Linked DNA regions of Homo sapiens: region 1 is linked to region 2. Evidence: chromatin loops called from intact Hi-C (ENCODE). Cell type or tissue: PC-9. All regions are shown on one strand. Links, peaks and the distances in the headings refer to the core of each region. The heading gives the core; the rest is flanking DNA.

Region 1 (16,182 bases), core at 4,157-12,156, 120 kb after region 2:
CAGGCAGAAGAGTTATATGAGGAGATTGGCAGTAGACAGGTAGGCTAAATAGGAAGGGGAAAGTCTGGAGGGGGAAATATCAGCTATAGAGGAATTTAGAAAGTCACTTCTGATCTGCTGAGAGCCCAGGACTGTGTTAATAACAGAAGGAATTAAGATGGACTTCCATCTGCTCTAGAGGAATGACTCCACTGGACAAGTTCAGGTCAGCAGAAGGCAAAGGAGGTGAGTTGTGGAGCTACTTTGGTGTGTCCATGATTTTCTCAGACCTTACTGGGTAGGGGATCACTTTGCCTAGTTTCAGAGATTACATACAGATTTTTTAATACAGATGTTGTTTTCTTTTGCATTTCTGTTATCAACTCTCTCTCATCCTTGTGAGATTTTGCATGCAAAAATCTTTCTCCCTCACTAATACACGAGAACAAATTAAAACTATTACAAACCTAGGTTCTCCTGCATCAGAATTGTTTTGGGTGCTTACAAAAGTGCAGATTTCTGGCATCTATTCCATGCCTACTACGTCGGAATCTTTGGAAATGGTCCCTGAGAATCCAGAATTTTAACATGCTTCTCAATTCTTTTTTTTATTATTTCAACTTTTATTTTGGATTCAGGGGTGCATGTGCAAATTTGTTACATAGATATATTGCATGATGCTAAGGTTTGGAGTATGGTTTATCCCTTTACCCAGCTTAGCATCCAATAGTTCTTAGCCGTGTTTTTCAGCCCTTACCCTCCCTACTCTCTTCCCCATCTAGTAGTCCCCTGTGTTTATCATTCCCATCTTTACTAGGAAATACCATTCTGGATTTCAGCTTGGGCAAATAATTTATGGCTAAGTCCTCAAAAGGAATTGCTACGAAAACAAAAATTGACAAGTGGGACCTAATTAAACTAGAGATTCTGCACAGCAAAAAAAACTATCAGAATGGTAAACATACACCCTATAGGAGAAAATATTCACAAACTGTGCATCTGACAAAGGTCTAACATCCAGAATCTATAAGAAACTTAATTCAATAAGCAAAATCAAATAACCTCACTAAGCAAAATCAAATAACCTCACTAAAAATAGACAAAGGTCATGAGGAGATACTTCTCAAAAGAAGACATACAAGTGGCCAATGAACGTATGGAAGAATGCTCAACATCAAATTATTCTTATGTTTGCTAAAGTTTGAGAACCACTGCTTTTTGGAGGTGAGTTTAGGAGAAGAGAATAGAATCATTTCCATGAACCTACATTAATCTATATGCTTCTGAAAGATAATCTATAAATCACTTTCCTCTAACTATAATAATTTTGTACTGCTTTAAAGAACACATCATTCATTTTCATCTTCAAGGGTTTGTGGATGGATTGGGGTTTTGCAAACCTTGGCTAGTCTGGGTTGGGCAGGGCTTTTGGCTTCTAGTCCAGTTGTGTCTGCTCCATTTGTCTCATTCTGAAATATTTTTCTGGCAATGGCAGAAATACAAGCACATTTTTTTAAGCCTCCAATGTCCTCAAGTCCACCAACATCCCATAAGCCACTGCCAGTCACATGGGCAAGCCCAAAGCTAGGGAGTAAGGAATTATACTCAACTTGCCATAAGCCATGACAAGGGTGTGAATTTATACTACTACTACAGGAGAATGATGAATTGGGGCCCATAAATTAACCTATCACAGGTGGGAACTGCATTTTAATCATGCTTGTATTCATACTTTCCAAGTGATACCTTGGCACGTATAGGTGGTTTTAGAAAGCACTTTTTGGACTGAACAGTGTAATTTACTTCAGCAATGTGGCTAAAAAGAGATAGTGAGAAGTAACAATTATCAATATGCACAGTTTGGATAGAATGTGTAATTTAAAGTGTGTAAAATACTAAGCTGCCTATTTTTTAAAAAAAAAATATTTTGAATGTAGTCAAACATAAAATTCACCATCTTAACCATTTTTCATCTGTACAGTTCTATAAAGCTAAGTACACCCATATTGTTGTGTAACCAATCTCTAGAATTCTATCTTGTAAAACTAAAACTCTATACTCATTAAATATCAACTCCTTATTCTCCCTCCCTCCCAGCCCCTGGCAATCACCATTCCACTTTCTGTCTCTATGAATTTAACCACTCTAGGTACTTTATATAATTAGAATTGTACAGTATTTGGTTTTTTGTGACTGGCTTATTTCACTTAGGTTCTTGGATGTCCTTAAGGTTCATCCATGTTGTTGTGTGTGTCAGAATTTCCTTTTTTAAGTCTAAATAATATTCCATTGTGTGTGTATACTATGTTTTGTTTATCCATTCATTTGTTGATGGTCACTGGGTTGCTTCCAGCTTCTTGCTACTATGAATAATGGTGCTATGAACACCGGTGTACAAGCTGGCTTAATGCTGACAATCGCACTGTATATTGTGGCCAGACTTTGTCATATGCTGCCGTCTAGTCAACCTGTCTTCCTAGAATTAAAAATGAATAATTTTTAGAATAGGAGCTGGCAATCCACAACCTGCAAGCCAAATCCACCCCACCCCCTGCTTTTGTACAGCCTCTGAGCAAAGGGTGGCTTTTACAATTTTAAACGACCAAAAAAGATCAAAAGAAAAATATTTCATTACATGTGAAAATTATACAAATTTCAATTTCAGTGTCCATAAAATTCTATTGGAACAAAGCTAAACTCCAATACTAATGAGCTAAACTCATTTGTTTATGCATTGTCTATGGCTGCTTTTGTACTACAACAGCAGAGTAAAGTAGCTGCAACAGATTATGGCCTGCAAAACCTACATATTTATGTGTCCCTTTATAGAAAAAGTTCACCAACTCTTGTTTTAAAACATAACAAGCAGCAAAGCACAGCTTAGAAGCTGCATTCATTTTCATGGATCACTGATTTTAGCATTTTAGCAAAATACTGTTTAGACAGATTTAGTTACCTTGAATCTAAAAAAAGGTATTTCTGATTCTCCATGACATTTCATTTTATTGGTGCCATTTATGCTAGGACAGTTGTACAAATGCTTATTTCAATAAACAAAAGGGTCTTGTGGTAGACTGCACTTTGGAAAATACCAGCCTGGCACTAGAGCATCCATCCAGCTGGACCTGGTAGGATGGATAGGATACTAGCACAGCCCAAGAGTAGCATGGAAGCTGGAGAGGAGACTGAACAAGCTTAGGCAGAGCAAAGCCTGGAGCCTGGGAGTCCTGGACATGATCTGCATCTGTGAAAAGAGGTATCACAGCAGCAGTTCTCAACTTTTTTCCCAGCAGTTGCACTGGAAATTTTCAATTACAAAATATGCTGTTAGCAATATCCTTGGCACTTTAGAAATTAATTATAATAATTAGTGATTCTTAACTATGTGCCAAGAATTCTGCTAATACCCCTTGTATTTAGGTATTGTCTCATTTTGTCCTGTCCCTAAACCCTATAAAGACATGTACTATCCATTGTTCCTATTTACCAAGGAAATGAACACATAGTGAGTTCACACAGCTAGCAGAAGGTAGAGCTGGGTTTGAGTCCTGGCAGGCAGACTACATACTAGTGCTTTAACTAAAACAAGGACCAGGAATGTTCGTGTGAGCCAAGCTCCTCTGGTGATTCTCAAAGAGCCTCACTGGCGATGGTCTGCCAATACAGAGTACACCTGGAAAACACTAAAGCAGCCTTCAAAATGCCAAGCAGCTGGATCATTTTAAAACAAAAAGCTTGTTTTACCCAGAGGTTTCTTCAAACAGTGATAAAATTAATTTGTGTTTGTGAACAGACTATGGTAGGTCAAAAGGCAAAGCAGGGAAGAGAAGATACTAGAGACAAGGCAGGCAGAGGCTTTGAAACCCTAGGATTTGGTTGGTATTCAGTCTCAGTGATCCACAATCTGAGCGGATTACATTACAGGTCTTGAGGGCTTTTTAGTGTTATCATTCCATAATTCCCGGGCTTCCCACCCCTTACCTGTCTATCTTTGTTTTCTCCTTTTGCCGAGGTCTCACGCAATTCCCAGTGATCTTCAATTGTTCTCCAATCATTTCACATGTTCCAATCTCTGTCCACTGATTCTTCAATGAAATGTTAAGCCATGTGAAGGGCAGGAACTTTATTTTCTAAACTTTTGGCAGCTCTCTCCATTCCTCTCTTTCCTCCTCTCCCTCCAGCCTCCTTCCTTGCACTCTCCAATGGGTGTTACATTGATAGGTACAAATAAAGTGTACCATGGACTTAAGTACCCATTCTCTTCAGTCTTGTGGCATAGGCAGCCAACCAACTCTAAGGCGATACAATTTCAATAAAATGTCTTTAAAATCATTTCATTTCCTAGCTCAGACTCTCTGCTCCAGCATTTGCAATGGCCTCCTAAATGATCTTCCACCTCTTAGATTATTTTCACTCTCATCCATTCATCCTACACTGCTGAGGCTCCTCACTTAATCAACTTCTCGCTTAGCTGCTGTGTTAAGCACATGCTTGTGATCTTTGCAATTAAATAAAGGAGGCAGTGTAGTTTAACTCTTAAGAGCTCAGTCTTTGGACTCACAATGCTTATACCTGAATTCTGTTTCTACCACTTTCATGCTGTGGGGCTTGAGCAATTTGCTTGATATCTCTGAGATTCAATATCCTCATCTGTAAAATGGAGCCAATAAAGAGTATCTTCTTTATAGCACAGTCATAAGAATGCAATGTAAAAATGTCAATTCAGCAATTTAAGCAATGCTATATGTACCTTATTCATAGGAAACCCATAATGATCAGTGGTTATAATCACTATCAGCATGATTATGGTGCAAAAATAGTAATCAGATTGATATTTAAATTATATAATTGTTATGTATTCCATACAGTAATCATGCCAGGTAGGTTCCTCCTCCTCCTTCTTTGCAGCTAATAAAACGCTGCACAAAGCACCATAAGTGGAACCAAGATTTGAACTTGTGTCTCCATAACATCTGAGCTGGTGTTTTATTCTGCTACACCATATAGGAGGATTTTCCAATTACATTACCACCGTTGTATGTTCCTCCAAGTTCCAATTTTCACTCTTCGATTTAGTGAGATGGAGTAGACCACAAGGAGTTAATTACAGTTATAATTTTTCCTATTATTTTCCCTTTATTACATAACAAAGAGTTATCCATAAACTGTCTTTGGTTTTAGTTGAAGAGAATTATTTTTCACGATAATATAGGAATTAGTATGAGCTCTTATAAAGTAAAAATTATAGGGAGAATTAACAAATAAATTTTAGAGTAGCTAGTTTTGGTTTAGGCCTTAAATCCAGGAATAGGTAATATCCATTAAAATGCTTTTAACTTGGAAGCATTTGAAGGCAATTTAGCAGCTTTTATTTTATAAACAAATAATGAAGGCCAAATAACAATCAAGATTGCAGCCTATAATTAGAAGTTCAAGGTCATCACTAAACATACTTACATCATAGAAATTCAAGAAACAGTAAGAGAATCAATACATATTTTGGAGACATTCTTATAGCTGTGAAGTAATAAGTGGATGCAATTATAATCTGTGAACTTCCTTAAGTTTATACGCATATGTGTGGCCTGACCAACAAGACCTCTTCAATAAAAAAAAAATATGTTTCATTGTGGTATTTCTCAAAAAAAATCCTGAGAAATCATAAACTCTTTTGTTCTCTTTTTTCATGGCAACATTCTGCAACCTGCTTCTTTTTTTTTTTTTTTTGAGACGGAGTTTTGCTCTTGTTGCCCAGGCTGGAGTGCAATGGCACCATCTCGGCTCACTGCAACTTCTGCCTCCTGGGTTCAAGCGATTCTCCTGCCTCAGCCTCCCAAGTGGCTGGGATTACAGGCACCCGCCACCACGCCTGGCTAATTTTTTGTATTTTTAGTGGAGACAGGGTTTCTCCATGTTGGCCAGGCTGGTCTCAAACTCCTGACCTCAGGTGATCCACCTACCTTCACCTCCCAAAGTGCTGGGATTACAGGCGTGAGCTACCACGCCTGGCCCACATCCTGCTTCTAACCATACTTCTAGTATCCTATATCATATCTAAGAGTTGTTGCTTCCTATTTTGGAAGGGAGATAAAAGCTTAAAGGTGAGCTGAATATGAGAATCAGCAGATTATTTCTGTAAGTGCCAGTTATTTTAAAAAATACTGATTATAGTAATTAAAGCCTTCTCACAGTTCATATAATACCTTAAAGATGGTGACTTAACAATTTATTCGAAACAATCAGTTAGTAAATATTTTCTATTGAATATATTCAGGGCATTCATCATACCTGAGTCATTGGGAAATACATTTAAAGTAATAAGGACTAGGAAATGAAATCACTGTAAGATTATAATAATGTCAGCAGTGAATCATTTATCAGAAGCCACTTTTATTTCAAAAGCTTGTTCCAACTTTTTGAAATGTCAGAGTTTAATTTCTAGGATAAAGTAAAAATATCTGTAATAATAAAAATAATGACTTACCAAGAGTGCACAAAACCGTCATGCAAGAAATGAAACAAATACAAATAAGTGTCAGATGTTACAAAAGTGTTCAAAAATTACAGAACCCAATCACAATGAAGGGTCCATAATTATAAAATTATTTACCTGGGAACTAACTATTTAGCATTAAGAAAATATTTAATGTACTGTTAATGTATTTTCCTTACCACTTCTTTCTCTACCATTCCCAGCTTGTTTGTTTATTTGTTTGTTTGTTTTCGCTTTGTAATGATGTTTTCTTAGTGTCTCCTGCTTCATCCTGTCTCCCCTGTCCACTCCCTCTGGCTCTTGTTCCTCAGTGATGTCTCTGCTAAGCAGATGTCCCCCAGCTCTCCTTTCTTGTCTGTCTGGGCCAGAGCATGTCATCTCATCATGGATGCAGATCTCAGTGCCCCTTCCTGCCTTCCCAGGACCTCTTTTCCATAGATGGAAATCCTGCTAGCAATGAGCATGCTGCACAGACAACTTTTTTTTTTGGAAAAAAAAAGAAAGATCATCTGTGAGATTAGAATGTTCCTATTAATTATGAAAACAAATAGCAATTACTTGAGCAGCTCTTACAGGAGGTAAGCTATTATAACATTTTTAAATGTACATTTTAAAGTATCCAACTTGTTTGCCACTTGCAGAGATCTTATGAATATCATTAAGTTTAATTTGTGTCAGTTTTTTTCCCATGGAAACTAAAGAATTTATGTCTTCTTTAACCCAACATATTCTTCACTTTGCTTTTTTATTTTGTTTAAAAAAAGAAAATCCAAAGCATGTCTAATTTACTCCTCATGAACATAGTGTTCATAGAATTTTCTGAGGGATTTACTTAAAAGGCAGATTTCCTGTCCTCACACCCAGGTATTATGACTCACCCAGAAACTCTGGAATTTACACTTTACATAAGCATTTTGGTGATTCTGAAACAGGAAGCCCTCTTTGAAGAAGGCTACTATTATTATTAAAAATAGGATTGTGAGATCTAGATAAATATCATCAGACAATCTGATACTATAGTAAGGACTGCGTATTGGTTCCTGGTAGAAAAAGATTGTGTATTCCAGAAAAGGAATATGAATGGACAATAAGCACTTTAAAGAAAGTTTACTTTATTAATAAGCAATGAAAAGTGAATAAAAACAATATGTGAACTATTTTCACCTATTCATTTTTTGAAAATTAAAGATTGGTATTATTACCACTAGGAAAAATGCAAGGAATTGACTACCTGCTCAAACACTGATAGTAGGAGTATAATATGGCAGAGACTATTGGAAGGCAATTAGCAATATGTATCACCTGTTGAAGTGAAAGACCCATTAGCAAAACTTATATGAACACATAAAGAAATGTATAAGAATGTTTAGTACCACATTGTTTGAAAACATGCAAAATTGCATGCATATGATCAATCAAGATGGAAATGAAGAATAACCCAGGAACATCTGAGCTATAGAATAGCATGCAGCCTTTACATAAGAGATGGCCAAGCTTTCATATATCACTTTGAAAATGCTCCAAGTCATATTCACTGTATTAAAAGGAATTCAGAGCCGTTGAATATAAGACTGTCTCATTTGTACTGAAAGGATAGCTATTAAATGCTTAAAAGTTATAACTAGGGAAATGAAGGTTTTTGGGTAGAAGAAATCATAAAGAATTTCAAACTATATTTTTTCAATTTTTTACAACAAAAACATATTTATATATTGCTTCTGAATTAAAATAAAATGAGGCACAATAGTTCAAAACTAGCTTGGGCAACATAGTGATACCCTGTCTCTACAAAAAATAAAATAAAAGGAGGTGAAGTAAAATAAATAACAAAGTTCAAAAGTAAGCATATTTTAAAACATAACAAAGCCTCACTACTTTTTAGAAACTAGGAGAGGTTTGCTTTTGGGGGACTCTTTTAAAAAAAAATGCATCTTATAATCTTTCCAGAGTAGTATCTCTTATAAACTAAGATATCAGTATTAATAAATAAAATGAGGCATATCAACAAAAAGTTTAACTTATGGAAGGCCTACATAACAATATATCATTTTATAATGAAGCAGAATTTTTGCCTACAGGAATTATTGGTAAAATACTTGCCTGTAGACACAAATATAGCAAGGGAACCTTCAACTACAAAAGTACCATACCTTGATGGGGTTTTATGGCTACCTTTCAAATTTTCTTTCATTTTGGTTTCTGTTGCTATAATGGTGTTTATCCAATAACTACTATAAGGGAATAGCTTAGCCCAGAATTCTCATTTCATAAAAACCATTTGAAAACAATGATTTTATTATGAATTATTCTTGCTTTAATAAATTCCACAGATTTTAAAAAATCAATTCAAATGCAATAAGAAATACTGTGCCATTTCAGAATTGCAAAGCCTGAATGAGTAAAACTTGGTTAATGTAGTTACACTATAACTTGCATCATTATTACTACTTAAATATTTGATTTTAAGTCATTATGTCTTCTCCGGATAGAGGTAAGAATTTGTTCTCATTATATAATCAATTGTGGTTAATAAGTTCTTTAGATTCAGAATCAGAAATGTTTACAGTTCTGTCTGGGTATACTTAATGTTTCATTTTTAAGTATTTGTTTGCATAATGGGATAAGCAGTTGTCAGATTATATTCTGGCATTTCCTGTACTATGTGGTGAACACATACATATCCTGCAATAGTCCTTTTTTTTTTTTTTTTTTTTTGAGATGAAGTCTCACTCTGTCGCCCGGGCTGGAGTGCAGTGGCATGATCTCGGCTCACTGCAACCTCTGCCTCCCAGGTTCAAGAGCTTCTCCTGCCTCTCAGCCTCCCGAGTAGCTGGGACTACAAGTGTGCACCAGCATGCCCAGCTAATTTTTGTATTTTTTTTTTAGTAGAGACGGGGTTTCACCATATTGGCCAGGCTGGTCTTGAACTCCCAACCTCGTGATCCACCCGCCTCAGCCTCCCGAAGTGCTGGAATGACAGGCATGAGCCACCGTGCCCGGCCAATAGTCCCATTTTTATGCAAGCCCCAAGCCCAGTTATACTAAAAGTAGGTACGATAAGTTGATATAACACTCAACAGGCTAATGCAGCTGACGATTCCCTCCTACTATGTACTCTCATTGAAAAATAAAACCAATAAAATATTCATGAATGAAAGGTCAAAACTAGAAAAGGTCAGCACTGGGCAAGGAAACCGGTAACAGATACCACTTCCTAGAACAGTGGTTCTCAAACTTTGCAGCACATTAGAATTACCTGGGAATCTTTAAAAACTCCCAATGCTTAGGCTACACTCCATATCAATAACAGCAGGATCTCCATGGGTGGGACATGAGCATTGGTAGTTTTTAGAGAAGCCCAAGTGATCCAATAAGCAGTGAAAGACTGAGAACCAGGGTCCTAGAAAATTTCAGAGGTTTCAAAGCAGCAGTAGCAGCCACAACAAATCATAACAGCCAAAGGAGTTAGTATAAGTGACAGTGTAGAGGGAAAGGAGCCACAGACATCACTTTGGATTAACAGGGAAGTTCAGTGCTTTGTGTAAAAGAAAGAAAAAAGATTTAGTGCACTAAATGAAGGATCAGAATCCTTAAGACTTTGACACCTGCGCCTTTCACTGGGAATGAAATAATTAGAAGTTAGGCCACCTGTGTGTGTGTATTTTCCTCACCTCAAATGAGATCAAGGTTCAATTATTTAGAACCTAGAGTCCAAAGAATAGAAAACACTAGATCAGCTTAAGCAAGTGGTTTACTGTTTTTCTTTCTTTGGTACTTAACTTTCTGCATACTCTCTATGCCTTCCACAATAGGCCCGTGTCAACTGGCAGTTGCACACAAGGCTTTCATGGTGATGGGATATGTGTCATTCAGAGTGAAAGAAAGAGAGAGGGAGAAAGACAGAGAGAGCGTGCAGAAGGAAGAAAGAAAAAGAAGGAAGGAAGAGAGGAAAGAAGAAATGCTTTATGGCCACATGTTTAAATATGTGCTGTTAGAACACTGATTTCAGCCATTTTTAAGACCACAAGCTTTTCAAAATTTCAACAGCTTTTAAATGTCTCTTTAGGCACAGAAACAATTATTATTATACATTAAGTTCTAGGGTACAAGTGCACAAAAGAAACCATTGATTTTTAAATTGCATTCCATGCTTTGGGAATTTTGTGAAGTCAGCACACAGTAATATTAATAATGGTGTTAATGTAAATATTCCCTCTTGGATCGTAAATGTCTTCATTACGAGATGACATAACTGGTACTTCACTAAAACTTGCTATTATTATCTCTTCAGCTAATAAATCATATTATGTTAAACTCATTTTAAATCCCACCTTTTAGGTAATATAGGATTATAATCATCCTATTCAACTCGGCTATGTTTTGAGAGGTGGAGGTATAAGAGATATTTTAAAGTCTATATTTAATTCTTATTCGCTTCCCTACTCACTGATAAATTTGCTATCAAAACTTCCCTAGTCTTAGGCTTTGACATATAGGTTACCAAAGACCTCCAAGTTTAAGAGACACCTTGGAATTCCCTTTTCTAACTTGCAATCTTTGCAGGCAAATTCAGGAAATTCAATGTCTAAATTCCACTTTCAGAGTCAACAGGGCATTCCACAAATCTATTCCAAGATTAAGGCAGAAACATCCGTATTTCTGCTATCTTGTCTGAGGAAGACAGAAACTAATAAAGGTAGTCCCCAAACTTGTGTACATTAAGATAAACCATCAATCTTTTAAAAAATTTGAAGCCTAGGCCATACTCCAAACCAATCAATCACATTTTCTGGGAGTGGGTCACAGGCACGAGTTAGTTTTTCAAAGTCCCCAGATGATCCTAATGTGAAGATAAAATTAGAACACCACTGATTAATGGCATCCATAGAATTTGTTTTAATTTAGCTAGGGCTATTGCATGAATTACAAGGTGTTGAAAATATCATTCCATCTCCATTTAAAAAAGGTAGATTTCCTTATGGTGAAAGGATCTGTTATATGGTCAACCTACAGGAACAAGTTAGGCTAGTCAGGACTACAGGGTTATTTTGTCTCAGTAAATGTGAATTACAATTGCAAGTAAAATTTCTTTTTATGAAAGCCAAAATAAGACAAGCCATTCATCTTCTCAAAACCATCTAATCATTATACAATGCAAATAGCAAAATACATGGGAGTATTTTACATCACAAGAAATTATTTTTAATATATTTCTTTGTGATTAATTCCTGCTTTTAAGATTATATTTGTGCATTAAAAATTATCCAAGTTCAGCAATAATGACAAGAAATAATAAATAAAATCAGGACGCAGTTTTGTCTGCATTTTACTTAATTATGAGTAATATTTAATAATAAACTCAGGAAGTAATTTTTGTCTGTTTTAATTATGAGTAACTATTTTATATATACAAAGAGTAGGTAGTTAATAAAAACACAAAATGGACAGGTGCAGTGGCTCACACCTATAATCCCAGCACTTTGGGAGGCAGAGGTGGGCGGATCACGAGGTCAGGAGATCAAGACCATCCTGGCTAACACAGTAAAACCCCATCTCTACTAAAATACAAAAAAAAAAAAAAAAAAAAGCCGGGCATGGTGGCACAGGCCTGTAGTCCCAGCTATTCAGGAGGCTGAGGCAGGAGAATCACTTGAACCCGGGAGGCGGAGGTTGCAGTGAGCCACGATTGCACCATGCCACTGCACTCCAGCCTGGGCAACAGAGTGAGACTCCATAAATAAATAAATAAATAAAACTACAAAATTTCTAGTACAAAATTTCAAAATTTTTGGTATATTTATGTGTATTATGAATAATATAGTGGCAAATCCATTCAGGGGAAATAGCATAGGTGTTTACTGATTCATTCAACATGTCTTTATTGAGCAACTACTATAGGGTAAGCCCAGAATTGGGTGCTATGGATTGAAGAATAACCAAGCTCTTTGCACTCATGAAGATTACAGTTTGATGGGGTTGAAATCCACTTAATAAATAAATATAAAAATAGTTTGTTAGAATTAGAATAAGAGCTATGAAAAATAATTTATGAGCCCACATAAATTACCTGACTTGGCCTGTGATACAATGTTGGGTCAGGGAAGACTTCCCTTTAAAATATAAGGTAAGACTTCATCAGTTGAAATGAGTACTAGAGGAAAATCAGAATGACTACAGTTAAGAACCTTAGTTTATTTCAGTTTGAGTTCCTCTTATCCCAAGTTTGAAAAATCTATAAAATGTGTTTTGTCAAAGAGGTATCTGCAAACATAGAAAGTAAACACTAACACGCGATATAAAAGTAAGTTACCATTTTCGTTGCCATTGATATAAAGTAAGCTTTGGCACAATAAGCATCCAGATCTGTCATCATTCTATTACTTCTTAGCCATGTGACATTAAGGACATCAGTTTATCTCTCAGCACCTCTTTGTCTTGTTGCCTTGTAGATATAGTGAACATTTATTATATCTGCCATGACTGTTACAACGATCACATGAAATGATATATTTACCCAAGCCCAAGTACTAGCTCAGGATAAGTGCTCAGCCAATCATTTCTTTCTCTGCACATAGTCCCTATATGGCCATACTGTTTAGAGTAAAGCATTTTGATTAAAGGCCATGTCACAGTGGATTTCAAAATTAGATGTATAATAGCAATCAATGGAAGAGCTTTAAAAAAATACAGATGCAAAGGCTCAATTCTAAGAGGTTCTGATTCAGTAGACTTGGAAGGCTCCCAGAATCTATAATTTTAAAGAGTTTCCCAGGTGTTTCAGAAGATGATGAGCTGAGTTTGGGAACCACTTGTCTGAGGAAGCTATAACATGATCACCCATTTTGAAATATAATCAGGAACATATCTGGGAATATCTTGACTTCTCCTGATCTTCAACTGGCATATAAAATCCACAAAGACACATCACCACTGAAATGTAATTACAGCATCCTGAATTAACAAGCAAATTGAAATAGTGTTCACAGTACTGTGCACCAACAGCTCATCCACATTGGAGTCAATAACGGTTGTAGCAGAATGACCGCTTGTTAAATAACCTTCACTTTGTTTAGGATAATTGCTGAATTATCCTAAAACCTAAAACTATGCAAAAATTCAACCCTGACTCTAATTTCCACCTCAGAGCTATAAGTCTATCATGAGTTTTGTGCTCTTAGAAAAACAAGCACTTAAAAAACAGTGAATTTAGGTATCTTTCTTGTGTGTATTTTCACTATTTTTAGCTCTTTAGGATGAATCCATGATATAATTATACCAGATTTTGTTTCTTCTTCTGAAAGTTAAAACTACTCAGTCGTCATTTGTTAATAAATAGCAAATTGTAGCCATAAATGTACTTGTCACCACAGAAGGTATAATTTGAAAGATATACTTAAAGGAAGAGCAACTATAATCTGACTACAAAAACATTTGTGAACACAGTATATGTGTATAGGTGACTCAGTAACTGTCCTTAAATGCAGGATTTTTATCATAATGTGTTTTGTAATATAATGTTACTATGCAGAAAGCATCCTCTTAGATGAGAGAAATAACATAACAACCTAACAGTGAGGTAAGCTTTCCTGGTAATTCACCCACTAAATTAATTCTCTCTCTCTAATCAAGAAAGAGATCATACTATTTTTAGCTTTAAAAGAGTTTACTTTCACAGTTTCATTAATCCTACCTTTTATTCCTTTTTTATTTAAACACACAAAAACCATAGGGCATTATATTTTCTCTCTCTCTCTCTCTCTCTCTTTTCTTTCTTTCTTTCTTTTTTTTTTTTTTTTTTTTTTTTTTTTTTTTTTTGGGGCAGGGTCTCACTCTGTCACCCAGATTGGAATGTAGTGGCACAATCTTGACTCACTGCAACCTCTGCATCCCAAGTTCAAGCGATTCTCATGCCTCAGCCTTCCAACTAGCTGGGACTACAGGTGTGTGGCACTACCCCCAGCTAATTTTTGTATTTTTAGTAGAGACGAGGTTTCTCAATGTTGCCCAGGCTGGTCTCGAACTTCTGGACTCAAGTGATCTGCCATATTTTCAAATATATTTTTAATGAAACTTCATGAAAAGAAGTTTCTCAATTCAGAAACTTGAGATGCTGCATTTTTACAAATCAGCAGATACATTTTTACCCTACTTTTACTGTAACCGTATAAGTAACTTAAGGGCTACAGAAAGCTTTAGATGGTTGAATATTTAGCCTTATTAGTAGTAAGAGCCTGGACTTTGGAGCAGACAAGCTGGTTCCAAATTCTGGTTCTGTCGCTTAGTACCTACATAACTCAGATAAATACCTCAAACTTTCTTTGCCCAAGTTATCTCATCTGTAAAACAGGAGTGATAAACACACATCCTTCATAGAGTTATTGTGAGAATAAAATTAGTAAATATATGTGAAACACAACAATAGTCTCTGGTACCTAAAACATGCTCCAAAAAGTTATACTTATCATCAGCATTTTCTGCCAATTGTGTCACTTGGTTGAAAGGAGGTTTTATTTGCAAAAGTTTCAAAATATGAAAAGTAAAAATATTAATTGAATTCCTACTATGTGTCAAACACAATGCTGTAGGCTTTCACATTTTCATATAAATGTCAACAATGTTAAATCAATTGCACTGCACAATTTCACATACTTTTTTATCAGAACATCTAGTTTTCCCAGTGGCAGGCTTCTGACATAGACATGCAAGGCGGCAGAATTTGACACAAGACTGAAGAGAAGGAAGGAGAAAATTAAAGTTTGAGGTATGTATTATCGAAGTAAAAAATAAAAACTAAAAAAATAAAAAATAAAAGATAAATCTCCTTGGCTTATCACAAGTAATGTTTATTTCTTGCTCACATAAGTTGGGGTGGGGGCAAGGAGAATCAGCTCATCCTATTATTTAGAAACCAAGGCTGAGAGAGTCTCTGCCTCTTAATCACAGGGCTGTCATTGTCTGCTTAATATCTGCAGATGATGCTGCGTGGAGGAATGGAAGTGCTTATAGGAGGGTCTTCAGGCACACATGCCATTGGCCAAGCTCAGTCATGTGGCCACATCTAATTGCAAGGGAGGCTGGGAAATGTGCTCAGGAGGAAAAGGCAACCGGTTTGGTAATAGTTTCTGCCACAAGGTGTATGACTAAAAGGACAGGTCTAGAAGGGTACTGATGCAAAAGTCTAGCTAGCTAGAATTAATTTTTTTAAATTAAAACATTGAAAGCTTATGAAAGAAGTGAGGGAAAGGGATGAAAAGTGATCATTGAAAACTAGAAAAATAGGAATAGGTTTCCTTAGAGGGAGAGAGATTGTGTGAGCAGCAAGGAGAAAGTTGTTGAATGAAGGGTTAATATGAGAAAAAAACTTTACCAGTTTCCCAATTTTGTTGAAAATGAACCAGTATTAGGGCAGTGGAAGTCTCAGTTTTTATTTCTTTGTTTGTTTGATTGTTTCTATTAAACATTTTCTGCAATATGCCACCTAAGTGTCAAGACATGATAGCACTTAGCAGAACTTGATCGAGAAGATAACCAAGGCTGCTTATAAAACTGAAATGTGCAGAGCTTCCAGAATAAATAATTTCCATCCTCTTCTGTGTCACTAGCTGTTTAAATTAGCAAAGAAATTCAATCTGCCTGCCTACAAGAGTATAAGCCAAGCTGTCTGAAAGTATTAACTATTGTCAGGAAGAGAAAAGTGAGATTTTTCTCAC
Region 2 (16,182 bases), core at 4,205-12,204:
CTAAGAATGTTTGCCTACCTCCTTTCTACCTAATAAAAACCAAGTACATCTTTCGAGGCTCCTTTCAGGAACTGTTCTGCTGAAATCTGCTACTGTGTTCAGTTCTGTTGATACTGTATCTCATCTGTATTTTCTGATATCCATCTCTTTCTCAGTCTGCATTAACAATGTTCTAGCTTAAACCTTTATTATTCTTTGCATAGTTAGGATTTTAACTTTTAAGTAAGCAATAGCATCCTGACTTTTCCCTGCCTTCAGTCTGTCTCTCCACTAATTCCATCTGCAAACATATAGCTTAATCTTCCTAAAGAACCACTTCAAAATATGTCCATTTTCTGTTGAGGATTTTTTCACTGGCTGCCCTTTACCTACCAAATAAAGTAATAATCATTAAATCTTGCATTTCACAGTCTTCTATGGGCTGGAGCAACTTGCCTCTTCACAACCAACAATCTCTCATGCATGCTATGCTCCATAGCAATTTCTATATCTTTACAGACCTTGAGCTTTTACCAACCTTTCCAGTTCCTCACTTTCCTCCTCACATCCAGGTCTTATCTAATATTCAAAGCCCCATTTGAAGGTCAGCCTTCTGGATACCTTTTCTGAAACCCAATTTCAATATATCTTCCCATGTTCTGATATCCATCACTTTTTGCCACAGTGCTTTTGTGTGTGTGCAAGAGAATCACTATGTTTTGAAGGGTCAGATTTCCTGAGATTTAATTCCTGGCTATTTATGTGACCCTGAGCAAGGACTAATCCTTGCTGCCTCAATATTATGGGGAGGGGGAAGACTAATAGTACCAACTTCAAAGCTTGTTGTGCAGATTACAAATTAATATACGTAAATGTCCTTAGTAAGTGCCCAATAAGTATTAGCTATAATTATGTATATCTTCTCTCTCATAATACTAAGAAACTTTGGGATGGGACTTCAGGCTACACATCACTGTGTCTCACCATGGTGATGGAACATATGCCGGTGTTCAACACACATATGTTGGATAAACATATTTATTTATGAAGTCCCATTCTGCCCCTTTCAGTTTCTTAGACAATACCTGAATACCCATAAAGGAATATAGTTCATTGATGATCAAGGCAGCCTTCCCTCTTACGATGTAGATGGGTGATTAACTGGACTTGAAGTGTATGAGAATCAACATTCCCCATAAAAATACTTCCCCTTCTTGACGAACATGGAACAGGTAATCTGTATCCATTCTGTTCCTCCAAAGGGTTGAAACATTGGTTGTAAGGTGACACAGGAGCAGAGACATGAACAGCAGGTCCAGAGAAATTTACATTTTCAAGGGTCATTTCCCTGCATTTTCCTACACTCATGTTTACCGTTCTCTTAAAAATACTCTGAGGCCAGGTGCCGTGGCTCACGCCTGTAACCCCAGAACTTTGGGAGGCCAAGGCGGGTGGATCACCTGAAGTCAGAAGTTCAAGACTAGCCTGGCCAACATGGTGAAACCCCGTCTCTATTAAAAATACAAAAACTAGCCAGGCGTGGTGGCATATGCCTATAATCCCAACTACTTGGGAGGCTGGGGCAGGAGAATTGCTTGAACCCGGGTGGCGCGGGTACAGTGAACCGAGATTGTGCCACTGCACTCCAGCCTGGGGGACAGAGTGAGACGCTGTCTCAAAAAAACAAAACAAAAGAAAACAAAAAAAACCTGAGTAATATTCATTCCTGAATAGGAGCAATTAGCAACTAATAAGCTGTATGTGCCTTACTAGGACCCTCAACACATTAAGGAAACTGTCCACAATTTGACTATGGGCTTTTAGGAAATAGGATGCTGACTTTGAATTGTGCATTGAAATTCATTAAAAGGATTGGCTGCAGAATCAGAAAGTCAACATTCAGAAATATATGGTATTTATTTAGGGGATTCTTAGACTCTGATGCATAACATTAATCCAAGCACAGACAGAATGAAAAGTACCATTTCTCCAAATGGCATTAATGTCTAAATACCAGCTTTATAAATACTGAATTACTCACAAACCTGGAATATGTGTATTTTTTCAAAAGTACCTATGTTTAGCATCTAAAGTTTCAGAAGAAAAGACATTTATAATGGATACATTTTGTCACATTTGTGATTCCATGTATGTGTATGTTAAGTTAGGACTTCAATTTTTACTAATACTAAAATTTTTCTTTTGCATTGATAATTTGTGTGTTCCCATGAGAAAAGAAGAGTTTCCTTAGCCTGACCTTCAGCCTCTATCATTAACAATTGTAGATATCAAAGTAGAAAAAAGAGCTACCATTTACTGAATGTTATCTGTATTGCAGTACTCAAAATAAGCCCACAAGGCAGGCATTATAATTTCTGTATAAGAGGTGAGGAATAGGAGGCTCAGTGTAGCTCAGTGGTTTGTCAAAAGTCATAGCTAGCAGGAGGGCCAAGACTCAAATTCACATCTTTCTAATCACAGAGAGGCTTCATCTATGGCTAGTTCATAATAAATTCAGATTTACAAAGTTTTATAAGTTTTGCTTATAATGAATGCTGTACTTATAAAAATGTACAGTTTTGTTACTTTCTAAGCACATTGGTCTAACTTTTGGTTCCCTAGCCAGGTGCTCAAGACTGTGCCCTGCCTGCAGCCAACTACTAAACATGGGCAATTTATTAAAAGTGTCTTCCTGCAATAGCTTCCTGGGGACTCAGGTATAAATCTACCCAATCTACCAATTAGCCTATACACGTTTCTACCACGTGCTAATAAATCTACCCAATTAGCCTATACACGTGTTTCTTGATGCTGGGCCCCTTTCTCTTTCCATACTTTCTTCAATAATATTGTGTTTTTAGAATGGTCCAGGGATGGGCACCCCAATCTTAGTCAAGGTAGCAAAAAAAGACATTTACAGGGAGGGTTTCCTACACTTGCTTAACACTCCTAATGGAGAGGTGCCTTCTCTTCATTTCTTTAAAGATCATTCTCATGAGTCAAAAATATCATGAAAAATAGTTTAAATGCTCTGAGGAGAAAAGCAGTGAGAGTTGAGGACATGTAATCCAGGTTATAAAAGAAATGGTTGTGCACCGATGTTCATGGCCGCATTATTCACAATCGCCAGGAGGCGGAAGCAACCTACATGTCTGTCAAGAGATGAATGGATAAACAATATATGATGTATATTTAATACATGCAACGGAATATTATTCAGCCTTAAAAAAGAAAGAAATTCTGACCTGTGATACAATATGGATAAACCTTGTGGACATTACATTCATGAAATAAGTCAGTCACAAAAAGATAAATACTGTTTGATTCCACTTATATTAGGTAACTAGAGCCATCAAATTCATAGAAACAGAAAACAGAATGGTGGTTGCCAGAGACTAGTGGGAAGAAAAAGTGAGGAGTCATTGCTTAATGTGTATAGAGTTTCAGTTTTCAAAATTAAGTTTCTGGTGATTGGCTTTACAACAACGTGAATATACTTACCATTATTGAATTCTACACTTAAAAATTATTAAGATGGCACAGTTTATGCTGTGTGCATTTAACAACAATACAGAAAAATTAATGGTAAATATTTGAGAAATGTGGTTATGGGAAATTTGTAAGTTTTGAGTGTGTGAGGAATGAAGACATTTGGAGAATGTAGAACGACAGAAAAGAATGGTACCAACTACTAATTCCCAAGCCCAAAATGATTTCCCACCTTACCCTGGTACCTATTATTAATTCTCTAGTTTGAGGTACAAGCAAGAAAAGATACCTATCTAAACACTTAGGATTGCACACCATTCATTGACATTAATTACTTGGGTAATTTTCATAATCCTTTACACTATTTAAAAAAATTTAACAGTTCAGTCAGACAGATAGATTTCTCTCAATTGAATTTAAATTAAATAAGTCAAATGGCTGTCTTTTAATTAACACTAAATTACATCCTATTAATCAAGTATATTCTGCTATTGGAATGTTGTTGCATTTATTAAGTATTTTATTGAAAAAACATTTCAATAATATAATTAAGTTTCTGTCATATTTTATGAGATAAATATTTGCTAGCCTATTGTGTACACAACAGAGATACAGAATGGCATATTGGAATAGAAATGCAACCAGACATTCAGGCCTGGCTTTGAGTCATAGATCTCCTTCTGGGTAACCCTGAAAAGCAAGCTAAAATTTCCAGGTCTCAGTTTATCTTTCAGCAATGTGAAAGAATTAGTCTAGGCTGGGTGCAGTGGCTCACACTTGTAATCCCAGCACTTTGGGAGGCTGAGGCAGAAGGATCACTTGAGGCCAGGAGTTCAAGAACAGCCTGAGCAACATAGGGAGACCCTGTCTCTACAAGTTTTCTTTAATTAGGCAGGCATGGTGGTGTGCACCTGCAGTCCCAGCTACTTGGGAGGCTGGGATGGGAGAATTGCTTGAGCCTGGGAAGTCAAGGTTACAGTGAGCTGTGATCATACCACGGCACTCCAGCCTGAGTGACAGAGACCTTGTGTTAAAAAAAATAGTCTAAAGTAGGGTCAGCAAACTTTTTCTATGAGGACAAAATAGCAAATATTTTAGTCCTTTTAGGCTTTGTGGGAAGAAGCAAAATGAAAGATAATGAGAAAAAACAAATCTTCTAAATACATTTCTAAATACATTTCTAAATACAAAATTTTCTAAATACAAAATTCAAAATACAATAATTACTATTTTTTGTAATTCATGTTTACTAATGAGGGGAATAAAATTTCCTCTCAATAAATGCCATGCTTCCAGAATGTTCCTTCTCAGCCTCTTTGGCTGGACTCCTCTGTTCAATTTCTAGATGCTGGTATGTTCCAGAACCCTCATTTCTCTTCCATCTTGATTTTCTTCTTGCATTAGCTTATCTAGTTCCACAGTTTTAAAAACCATTTACACATTATGACTTTCAAATTTGTATCACTATAGTTGACCTCTCTACTGTAGGGTATGTTTATATAACCGATTGCCTTTTTCTCATTTATTCCATGTCTAAGAGGTACCTCAAATGAAATAATTCCTAAAATTGTTTCCTACCCTTATCTCTCTCTCAGTAAATGATACCTTCACCTACCAGGTAATTCAAGCTGAAAATCTAGGAATCATCTTAGATCATTGCCTAAACTCTCTCCAACAAGAACCAGTTTATTAGCATTCATTTGAGTATTCTTTGTATAAGGAGAAAAAGCAATCAGAGTTGAGAAGCTGTATATCTGTGTTCAACATAGAAATAACCAGATATATTCTGGCTGTAAAGTAATTATAAATGTTATTAAGTCAGCCCCCTAAACAAATTTTGGACACATCCACTTCTCCTCATCTCTACTAATATCACTTAGTCCCAGCTACCATTACCTCTTACTTGGACTACTGCTCTTGCTTCCTAAATGGTGTTTCTATTTACATTTTCAACTCCAACCCCTGCTGCACCCAATCCATTCTCTACAGAGTGGTCAGAATGATCATCTCAAAGCACAGTCAGACTTTGTCACCTCCTGCTTTTAAGTTTTTGCACAGATTCCCACTTTTTAATTTGACATATATTAGTATCTGATTAGTATGTTCCTAGCACTATTCTCATTGCTGGGGAGATGGCAGTGAATAGACAGACAAAAATCCCTGCCAAATGTAACTTACACTCTAATGAGGGGAAATAGATAATAAACCAAAAAAAAGTGAATCAGATAGCATGTTAAATAGTGATAAATGCTTTGGAGAAAAATAAAGCAGGGAGCTAGGCAAGGAGATGGGGTTTGGAGGCATTACAACTTTCAATAGGGTTGTCAGCAAAGGCCTTATTGTGAAGATGCCTTTTCAGTAAAGACCTGAAGAAGGTGAGTCAGAAAGGAGGTGGAGTTTGAGGGTAATAGCATTCCACGGAGCAGAAAAAGCAAGTGCAGGAACAGCAAGAAGCAGAGTGAGAGAGGTGGGGAGAATTCAAGATGATGTTAGAGAGATGACAGAGTCTAGGTTAGGGAGGGCCTGAGTCCTTGTAGACTCTGAGTACGGTGCTGAGCAGGGAAGAGACAGGCTCTGGCTTAGGGTTTAGAAGGAACACAGGCTACTGCGATGAGGATTGTCTGAAGGGGAACAAAGGCCAAGGTGGGGAGACCACTTAGAACTCTACTGCTCTACTTTAGGTGAAATGTTAGAACTGGGTGAGCCGAAAACATGCTCAGCATCTGTGAGGAGGGGGCACAGAGGGAGCAAGGATGGATCCAGGGTTTTTAGTCTGATCAACTGAAAGTCTGGAACAGCCATTACTTAAAATAAGGAAGTCTAAGGGAAGAAGAGATTTAGGGGAGAATATCACGAAACTTGGTTTTAGGATGGGTGCATTCGAGATGCAGATTGCACATCCAAGCCAAGATGCCAAGTAAGCAGTTGGATGTTTAAATGTGGATTTGAAAGGAGAGGTAGAGGCTGGAAATATAATTTTGGTAGTCATTCTGTTACAGATGTTGTTTGAAGCCGTGAGACTGAGTGAGATCATGGAGGAAGTGAATGTAAATAGAAAAGGGAAGAAGTCTGAAGACGGAGCCCTGAGACACTCCATTGTAAACTGGAAGATGAGGAAGAGCCAGCAAAGGAGACTGAGAAGGGGCAGCCAGTGAAGATGGAGGTAACCAGGAGAGTGTGGTGTCTGAAAGCCAAGCAGCAAAGGGTTTCCATGAGGAAGGAGAAATTAACAAGGTCAAATGCTGCATATGGGTTAAGCAAAACTAGAATACCTTCTAAATAGAGTATGTTCTAAAATTATTACCAGTACTTGAAATCACCTACAAATTGATCTCCTTTATGTCTATGCCTTCATCTCCTAATATCCCCTCCCTTCCTCAGTATAGCCTCTCCCCCATTTTCCTCTCCAGCTTTCATCTGCTACCTCACTCTCTCCCTCGTTCACTATCCCTTCTCTAGACCAGCCCTTTGTTTTTCCAGCATGTCAATATATTGTCCAGCCCTTTGTTTTTCCAGCATGTCAATATATTGTCCTATCTGTTCTTCCCGCTGCCTAAATGTTCCTTTTACTTCATGATTACTTCCTATCATTACAGTTTTTTTTCATGACCACTCAGTCTACAGTACCAATTTTATTAATGTTACTTCCACCTCCTTCCACTCACTCTTTATCCCACCACTTTGTTCTTTCCCTTTATGTAATTTTCAGCATCACAACATTTTCAGTTCATTGTTTTCCATCCCACATAAAAACAAGGATCTAGACTGTCTTGTTCTGTGCACTGTGTCGGGCTAGAACAAGGAGTGCTATAACATTCATTCAATGAATATTTACTGAATAAGCTAATTAATCTATATTTCAAAATTTTAACAAAGTTGTATGTAAAGCATACCCAAACACTGGTAAATCATTCCAAATTGAGATGTACAGAGGAAGAAATCTGAGAGGAATTTTTATTTGATGATGCAGGAAAGTATTTCTTTCAAGTGTTTTTCAATTTACATGTTAATTGAAAAACATTTCCCAATCCATTTGAGCATTTGGCAATCCCTCTGAGACACAGTTCATCTACCTTATTTCCACAGCGCCTCAAATACAACCTTGCATTTGCCTAAGATGGTGCTGTATTATAACTTCATGTTACCTTTCATAGTTCCAGGAATCTGTAAAAGTAATAGTATCATCTTTATTCAGGTCTAGTTTATAGTGGACACACCTTGACTGTTTATTGAAAAGATGTTTAAATAAATGAATATTGAAATATTTAATTAAGAGTAGCTGCTGAGGAACAGAAAACCAAACACCGCATGTTCTCACTTACAAGTGGGAACTTAACGATGAGAACACATGGACACATCGGGGGCAACAACACACACGGGGGCCTGTGGCGGGTGGGAGGGAGAACACCAGGAAGAACAGCCAATGGGTGCCGGGCTTAATACCTGGTGATGGGTTGATCTGTGCAGCAAACTACCATGGCACACGTTTCCCTATGTAACAAACTTGCACATCCTGCACAGGTACCCTGGAACTTAAAAGAAAAGTTGGTCAAAAAAAAAAAAAGTAGCTACTGAACAGTCAAGTAAAATTTTCTTATTCATTCATTTCCTACCGTCCTTCTCAAGAGAGTTGTCTTCTAAGAGGTCCAAATGAACACAACTTATCACTGGAAGCTCTTTTTAAAAAATCGCTCTAATGAAATTCAGGGGATGAGTAGAAATGGGGTAGGGGCAGGCTTTGTGTTTGATAATTTGGTGTGCTCTTTCATCTTCCCTCTGCAGTCTTACGCTCATTGTTTGTTGCTGCTAAAGCAGTAAATGTTGTTTGTCTTCATTGCAAAACCAAGGATAGAAAACTTTGAAGTGTTTTCTGTTGCTTAATGTCACCTACTGTTCCTGTCAGCAAACTGAAATAAACCTGATGGACTGAGGTGTCTGGTCTAATTCCTTTATTGACACATAGTCCTGTCTTCAAACACCAGTGTAAATGAATAAGTACTGAGATAGTAATGTGTCAGTAATAGGCTGCCAGATAAATGCCATTGTTTACGTACTGATCCCTGCTTCCTAAGGCCCAAACAGCTCAAAAATCTTACAAATTAGCACCTCGCTGAGATCAAAGAATTGTCTTTTCTTTCTGCAATTACCTACTTGGAGAGCGGTGCAAGCAGATGAGACGAGTTTAAGCTGTCTCTCTCTAGCCCAAATCTTTCTTTTAAAGAGAACAAATGGTGGAATTATACACTGTTTCAGGAAAAGGCAGTTAAGAATAAGAGATTTTACCTTATTTTGCCATGTAAGAACAAGGGGATTTTGTATTTTAATTTTTATGTTAATCCACCAATCAATCCCCATTATAATTATTTTACTGAAAATTCAGTGGAAAGAGCCATGTTCATCCTTAACAACCATCTTTTGGGATCAGATTTAGCTGCAAATTACAAAAATAAAAATAGCTTTGAATTCAGTGACACCATAGTACTCACACTTCAAGCAGAAAGTATGAGAAAAATAAATGCTTTCTGAAGGAGTAAAAATTTAGACAACACATCTTCTAATTTCATTTTTGGCATATCTTAAACAGAAAAGTGCACCATTAGTCTCTCTTAATTTAAAAAAAAAAAGGCATAATTTTATGACTTTCCTTGCTTACCAAGTTCTTTGCCCTGAAGCACATTCCAGTTCCATTAGCCTGTGTCCAAAATGGCATTGTTTTATTTGAAGATATTGAGAAATGAGAGGATAGAAGGATGTAACTTGAGTTTATACTATTTAGTAATTGTCTTTCATATTAGTCATACAATCTACAAACAAGAAACCTAGTGTTCAAAACTTATTATGGCTTAGGGTAATGTTGGCTTCTTTATAAGAAAGACAAAATCCTTTCTTGGTGGCAGGCTTTATCTTTTATGCAAATGAATAAAGTCTGCTTTCAAATTCTAGTGTTAGACTTTGTGTTAGTCAAAGCCTTGACTCCTATGGATAAGTGAGTGGTTTAAAGAAATAAAAATTGACCTGAAAAGTAATTATCTGCAATAACTTGGAATCCTTTTTCCCTGTATATGTTTTACTTCACTTATTCACATCCATGTTTTTTAAAGAGAGTATTAAATGCCTTATGCCAAAGAGTTCACGTAAATAAATGTGAACTTAAGGCAAATTTTAATATAATTTGTCTCATTTTTCTAAAACTGTTTCTTACATTAAACATTCTTGTATCTTTGGAATCAGCCAGGGCTAGAGTAAGAGCCCCTTCTGGGATGCTGTGACCCCCAAGTTTGAAGACTGCTGATAACCCCAATCTACGAAGACTAGCTATGGAACTTCCTACACTGAGACAACTCCAGTGGAACTCTGATAATTATCCTAAAATAAGGAGGCTTCTTCAGTAGCCCTCGAAATATGTTCAAATACATGATTACATTTATGTCCTTAATATTGCTATTAGTTTCTGATGTTAATGTAAAAGTTGGGGAAAAAGTGGAAAAGTTAAAGCAGTGCAGGTTAATTCAATGCCAGAGTAACTTCTCAGAGGGTGTATATTCAGTGTGAACAATTTTCAACAGAGAAATGTCAACTTCTGGCCACAACGGCAACCAGTAAAATGACTATTTTTACTGTCTTATCTATTAATGAAGAGGAGATTGCATAATATAGATGAAGGAGCATAGTATTTGCAGGTGGAACGCCTAGCAGGGCTTGAGTCTCAACTCTGCTGCTTTTACTCTAATTGACCGAGACAAGTCATTTAAACTAATAGAGCTTCAATTTTCTCATATCTAATGTAACATAACAATTCACAGCCTTTTACTTTGTAGTTATCGTGAAGATCTAATCGCAGTGAAATATATTTATATATCTGTCTGCTGATAGAACTTTTGTCATAGAGGCTAGTCCATTTTATGTCAACGGGGCTTAAATAAGATCTGTGCCAGCAACTGAATTACACTAATGAGTGAGTAATTACAAAAGAAGCCTGCTTTATCAATCTATATAAAGAAGAAAGTTACTGAGTATGGAGGGGAGATTCTCCTTTCATATTGGCACTCATTCTTACTTTCCCTGAAATAGAGATTATAGTAGTCTACCAGCAATTTTCAAACTTCAATTCTGGCCTGGAAATTGGACAGAAGGGGTCCAAGGACAATGAACCGAAAGTGCCAGTGAATGTCTCAGTGCAGACTTGGAGTCATAGTGGTTAATTTGCAAAATTAACTCCCTATTCAGACTTCAGGCAGTTACATGTCAACCAACATCAACTTCGACCCTTAATCTTCAGCCTCAACCTAGTAATAATATCTCTGAGGTGAATAAGCTATGAAGTGGACATTTCCACCTTCCTTTATTTTATTTTATTTATTTTTTTGAGATGGAGTCTTGCTGTGTTCCCCAGGATGGAGTGCAGTGGCACAATCTGGGCTCACTGTAACCTCTGCCTCCTGGGTACAAGAGATTCTCCTGCCTCAGCCTCCCGAGTAGCTGGGACTAGAGGTGTGTGCCACCACGCCTGGCTAATTTTTTGTATTTTTAGTAGAGACAGTGTTTCACAGTGTTAGCCAGGCTTGTCTCTATCTCCTGACCTCTTGATCTGCCCGCCTCGGCCTCCCAAAGTGCTGGGATTACAGGCATGAGCCACCACACCTGGCCCCACCTTGCTTTTTTATTAAGACTGCTAATAATAAGTTACTGTGCTTTCTTATTATATCCCCTTTTGGTCTCTGTTAACAAAAAATACAGTTGTATGTAAATTTTAGTATATGACAATGTTCATCTCACAATACGTACAGTGATAATAGTGGAAGAGGAAGGAAGGTAAAACTTTTGCTGTGATTCCATAAATGAGCAACGTGGGACACCCTTGTATGAGTCCAGTGCTTACACAAGCGCCTGAACACAGAGCTGCCAGGCTGGGTGCATGTGTCAAACTCTGCCAAAGCCCTGAAAGCACCAGTTGTGAAAAGCTGGAAAAAGGTCTTGGCAACCAAAATTCATGTTGATTTTTGTCACCTTTTTGAGCAAATATTCTTTGCAGATCAATAGTCCATTGGTTTAATTTTACAAATGTTTTCTTTTGAATTTTCTTTCCTCCCAATGTAGTTTCAAAAAACTAGTCCATTTAAAAAATGATCCTTTTTATGGAGTGAAAGAATACAATACTCAGAGTGGTTCCATGCTCAAGTTCCAAGATGCAAATTTTTTTATGCAAGTCTCATATTCAATTAATAGCCCCGAGATTATGAAAGATCCATTACCTTCTCAATTGCAGATTCAGGTATTGCCAACACAACACAAAGCAGCATTAAAATTCATGTCATTCTATAATGGTATTTTCCAAAATGTACTTTTTCCAAACACTTTCCAAAATGTACTTTTTCAGGTTGCTTTAAAAATTTTAATATAAAATTTAACAATTAAAAATGTATTTTATAGTCAGAATAGCAGGAACTCTTTGTAAGTACTGAGGGATTATCACTAAATAAAATGTATAGCAAGTGTGCTATAGCAGTATTCTTCTGTAAGAGATATCCAGAGTTATTGACCTGAGAGAAGGAGGAGAAATGCATGTATGAATGCAAAGAATCCTGTTTTTCTTCAGCAGGGTACTGAAAACTAATTCTTCTTCATGAGGGAAGGCAAACAACCCTCTCTCTGGTCTCTTTTCTACTATGATTCATTTTTTGGTCTAAGTTTTTTCCCAAACCAAGAGTAGACTCCCTCCTGAGTCTCTATTGACTTACCTGGCTGCCAACAAAGGAAGGCTACTAGTTTCTTGGAATTCATATAATTATATTTCTGTGGGCACTCATAAAGAGCCATCAGCTCTGTCCTTGCACACCCCACTTCTAGACTTGCCTCCAGCCGGGGGTGGTAATAACTGAAAAGAAAACATTTCTTGACCTACTCCAGTACCTCATAAATCGAAATGTATCCCTTCAACTAACACTCAAATTCCATCTTATTAATATAACTGCCAAACTAAATTAAGTCCAATTTTACTTTTTTGTTTACCTCCTATACAATGGAATCATATTTTTTCATATTAAAATTTTAGCAAATAATATGTCACCTACCATTTGCACCTCCACACGATGCTAGAGAATTAAGTTGGGAAAGTCAGACCTCCAATGCTCTTGATACAAATAAGTCCTGACCAAAGATTTAACCAGAATGTTCCCTCAGTGCTGCTAAATAAATATTTATTTATGTATGTATTTATGTAATACTTCTCCTTTGAAAAGAGAACTTGAGGTAGTCTCCAGAAATATACACATACCAGTGGAAGAAAAACAGACCAATCTGTGGAAATTAAAGCAAGAAGAAAGATAAGCTGGAAGAAAATATATATTGAAGCAGTAATGTTGGTGCCTGCCATACTGGTCTTAGCGTTCTGATAGGTTCCTGCATGTTGGTGGTAATTTTGAAACAGACTATCCTAATAATCCAGGCAAATATAGTTTGAAAGCACAATTAGTCATGAGACTACCCATGTTGCTGGCCAAAATCACACTGCTGTGAGAGACAGCACAGTTGTTCCTGTTCCTGAGATGCATGAGGAATTTTTCTCATGGTTCCTTATGAAGTAGACACTGAGTGATTGGTAGCTATTAGTGGGAAGCAGGATATCTGGGAAGAAGAGGGAAAAATGACAGCATTGCACAAATTTGAGGGAATGGATTCTTTGCCTTTATCATATTTAATGTAAGCTCCTAGTGATTAATGAGTTTGAAATGCCTGGTCATCTACATATGTGTGCCTGATTCCAGGAGAGATGGAGTCTGACAGTTTGTATAGCAGCTAAGTTCATGGGAATGGAGTCTGCTGCCTAAGGCCCTGAGCAGCCTTTATTGCAAATTCTGTAGAGTAACCCGCTGTGTAGCAAACAGTCAGGATCACTTATTATTATTTACAGACTTTCCAAAGCTCTCATCAAATAGGAGCCCCACACTGTCAATTTCTGGAAATATCAATGCTTAATGCTTCCCCATTCACAAAGTATGGGGAAGGTGTTGTCAATCTGGGGATAGAGGGGAGACTTGTGCCACGTTTTAGAGGATGGCACTTTGGAACTTAGGGATACAGAAGTCTAATGTGAGGACAGCCATTTGGCGGTCACCTGTCTTATTCACAAGAGAGGAATTAACTTCATAGCATCCCTATTGTTTGAAAAGGGGACTTACTGAGTGCCATCTATGTGCAAGCTAATAGGTAAACAGTAATATGTTTTCCAAAAGCAGATGGAAATTTTGAGAGTCCCAAAGCTTATATAATTAAGGGCAAAGAGAAGGTTTAAGAAATTTATAAATATAAAACTATGTATAAGACTGCGCATGTAGGCCATGCAGAGGAGGTAAAGTGCAAGCTTTGGTAACTTCACAGAAAATCTATCTATGATGGTGTTCTCCTATAATCCTCAGAGTAACCAATGATCTGAGTGAAACTCTCTCCATGTGACACAGGACAAAACTGAGATCCAATTTTTGTAGTTGCCAAATTTTGCAAATAAAAACAATGGACTTTAAGTTAAATTTGAATTTCTAATATACAACAAAAAAATTTTAATATAAATATGTTCTCAATTTTTTTATATTAAAAAATCATCTATTGGGATCTGGAATTCAAATTTAATCTGGTGTCCTGTATTTTATCTGGTAGTCTTACCAATATTATATAGCCTAGTTTTTAACCCAGATTTGTTGTATAAAAATACAAAGTTCAAATATATTTTATTCCTTCCCTATTATAAGTACCACATGTTTAATAATTACTAAGCACAGTCATTTTCCCCTTAAATAAAAGTAATCTTTGCATTAAATTGTTTATTATTTAAATAATGGAAATTATATATACTCTAGTTCTTAAAAACTTAACTTTAAATTATCCAGGTAATAATAGTTATTGCAGAAAAAATTTAAATGCAAACAGAAAAGGCAAGCAACCTTTATAATCCTCTCTTTCACAGATGACTTCTTTTGTCATTTAGTTTTTTATATCTTCTGACTTTCTTATGCAAATAGCTATATATTGCTTTAAAAAAGAATCAGTGTTATACATTCTTTTAAATACAAAGTGACTTAAAAAAACACAACTTTATTTTCTTTGTGCTGGGCCTTGTATGTGATGATAGAGATTTGGCAATCAATTATCAGGATTTGGATGAAAAAAATCAGCAAGTAGAATACCAGATGTGAAAACTTCCCACAGAAATTCTTCTTCCTTTGAAGTGTGAGATTAATGATCTATATCAGACGGTCGGTTGACCGTATTGCAGTTAGACCTAATGTGAAACATTTCAGATGGCTACCGGATGATACAGGTATGGCTGATAAAAAGCCCCTCAGAATTGAGATAAATCGGCTTGGTCTCATCATTATCTCATAGAGCAATGCAGGCAAAGGAAAAAAAAATATGTCTCTTGACTGATTATTTGAGTTCTTATTGCAGATTTAAAATAAAATAAATCAGTGGGATTACATGTCAAATTTATCTACCAGAATTGTCACCTAATATATATAGATATTGGTTTTCTTTCAGAGGAGAGGGAAAATAGAGAAAAATGGATAACTTGTCATAAATGTAAAACTTCAGAGAGAACTAACAGAAGCGTGCAAGCTATGTTTTTACAGGCAAAACTTTTTTCTTCTATAGAACAAGCCTATATTAAGCAACATCGGCGACTCAACTGTTTGTCCCAGTGCAGAATTTAGGGCTGCCTTCACATGAAGCAAAAGGAAGTGTCAAATAAATTATTGGAAAACTGCGTTTCAATACCTGCATTACCTTGTCTGGCTATACAGAGTTAACTTGGGTTTCCTAAGAATTTTCTGGGAATTTTTACTGAGTATGCCTGGTCAAAGTAGAATAATCTACATAATCACCTGTGATTGTCCCTAAGGATAACCTGCCCTTGACTCTATGTCTGACTTCCATCTTTGAAACCAACACCTATTGTTACAAGGAGGAGGGACCATATGGTAATATCTACAATTAACAGATATTCCACAGTCAATTCCTTAGTAGAATAGAGAAAAGAAAAAGTGCTGGTCTGGGACCCTGGAGACTTGAAATCCGGTCATGAATCTAACAATGTCAACACACAAGTTGGCAAGTTGACGCAACGCCAACTTACACAACTTGTACAATTTACCCATTCTTGTCTGGGTGCAGTGGCTCACGCCTGTAATCCCAGCATTTTGGGAGGCTAAGGAGGGCAAATCATCTGAGGTCAGGAGTTCAAGACCAGTCTGGCCAACATGGGAAAACCCTGTCTCTACTAAAAAATGCAAAAATTAGCTGGGCATGGTGGTGCACGCTTGTAATCCTAGCTCCTAGGGAGGCTAAGGCACGAGAATCCCTTGAACCTGGGAGGTGGAGGTTGCAGCAAGCCAAGATAGAACCACTGCACTCCAGCCTGGGAAACAGAGGGAGGCTCTGTCTCAAAAACAAAACAAAACAAAACAAATAACCAAAACTTACCCATTCTTTATCTTAGTATCCTCAACTACAAGATAAGATTTTATTGACTCTTTGAGCCCACTCTTAGGATTCTCAGCTCTAAAATTATTTCAAAGGTTTTTTTTTGTCTTCTTGTAAGTTCTGAATGCATATTTCAGTTTGAAAGTTTACCAGTGCTTCTCTCCTCTGCTGAAAATGTGCTACTAAGTTTATAAACACACACCTGTTTGAGAAATAGATAAACATTATAACAAACTTCTA

Evidence for each region. Peaks named below come from ENCODE experiments on the same cell type or tissue, not always from the same donor. Only the 100,000 strongest peaks of a DNase experiment are listed, where the experiment ranks them.
Region 1: a loop joins it to region 2, with 2.0 times the contacts of the local background. A loop is called at or near these places in 2 of 110 quality-filtered maps.

What each region holds. Positions count from the first base shown.
Region 1 is chr10:52,325,941-52,342,122 of GRCh38, reverse strand. No RefSeq gene overlaps it. Among named protein-coding and RNA genes, the nearest start is that of DKK1, 20 kb to the right of the region's middle. In PC-9, for the core only: no CTCF peak of the experiment used is centred there; a DNase peak (open chromatin) is centred at 7,352; H3K27ac peaks cover 2,313 bases.
Region 2 is chr10:52,445,035-52,461,216 of GRCh38, reverse strand. LNCAROD (lncRNA activating regulator of DKK1) reads left to right here. Exons shown (of 4, transcript NR_120641.1): 3 at 6,468-6,631; 4 at 9,700-10,340. Among named protein-coding and RNA genes, the nearest start is that of LNCAROD, 17 kb to the left of the region's middle. RefSeq lists an enhancer at 8,024-8,892. In PC-9, for the core only: no CTCF peak of the experiment used is centred there; DNase peaks (open chromatin) are centred at 8,416 and 9,196; H3K27ac peaks cover 3,126 bases.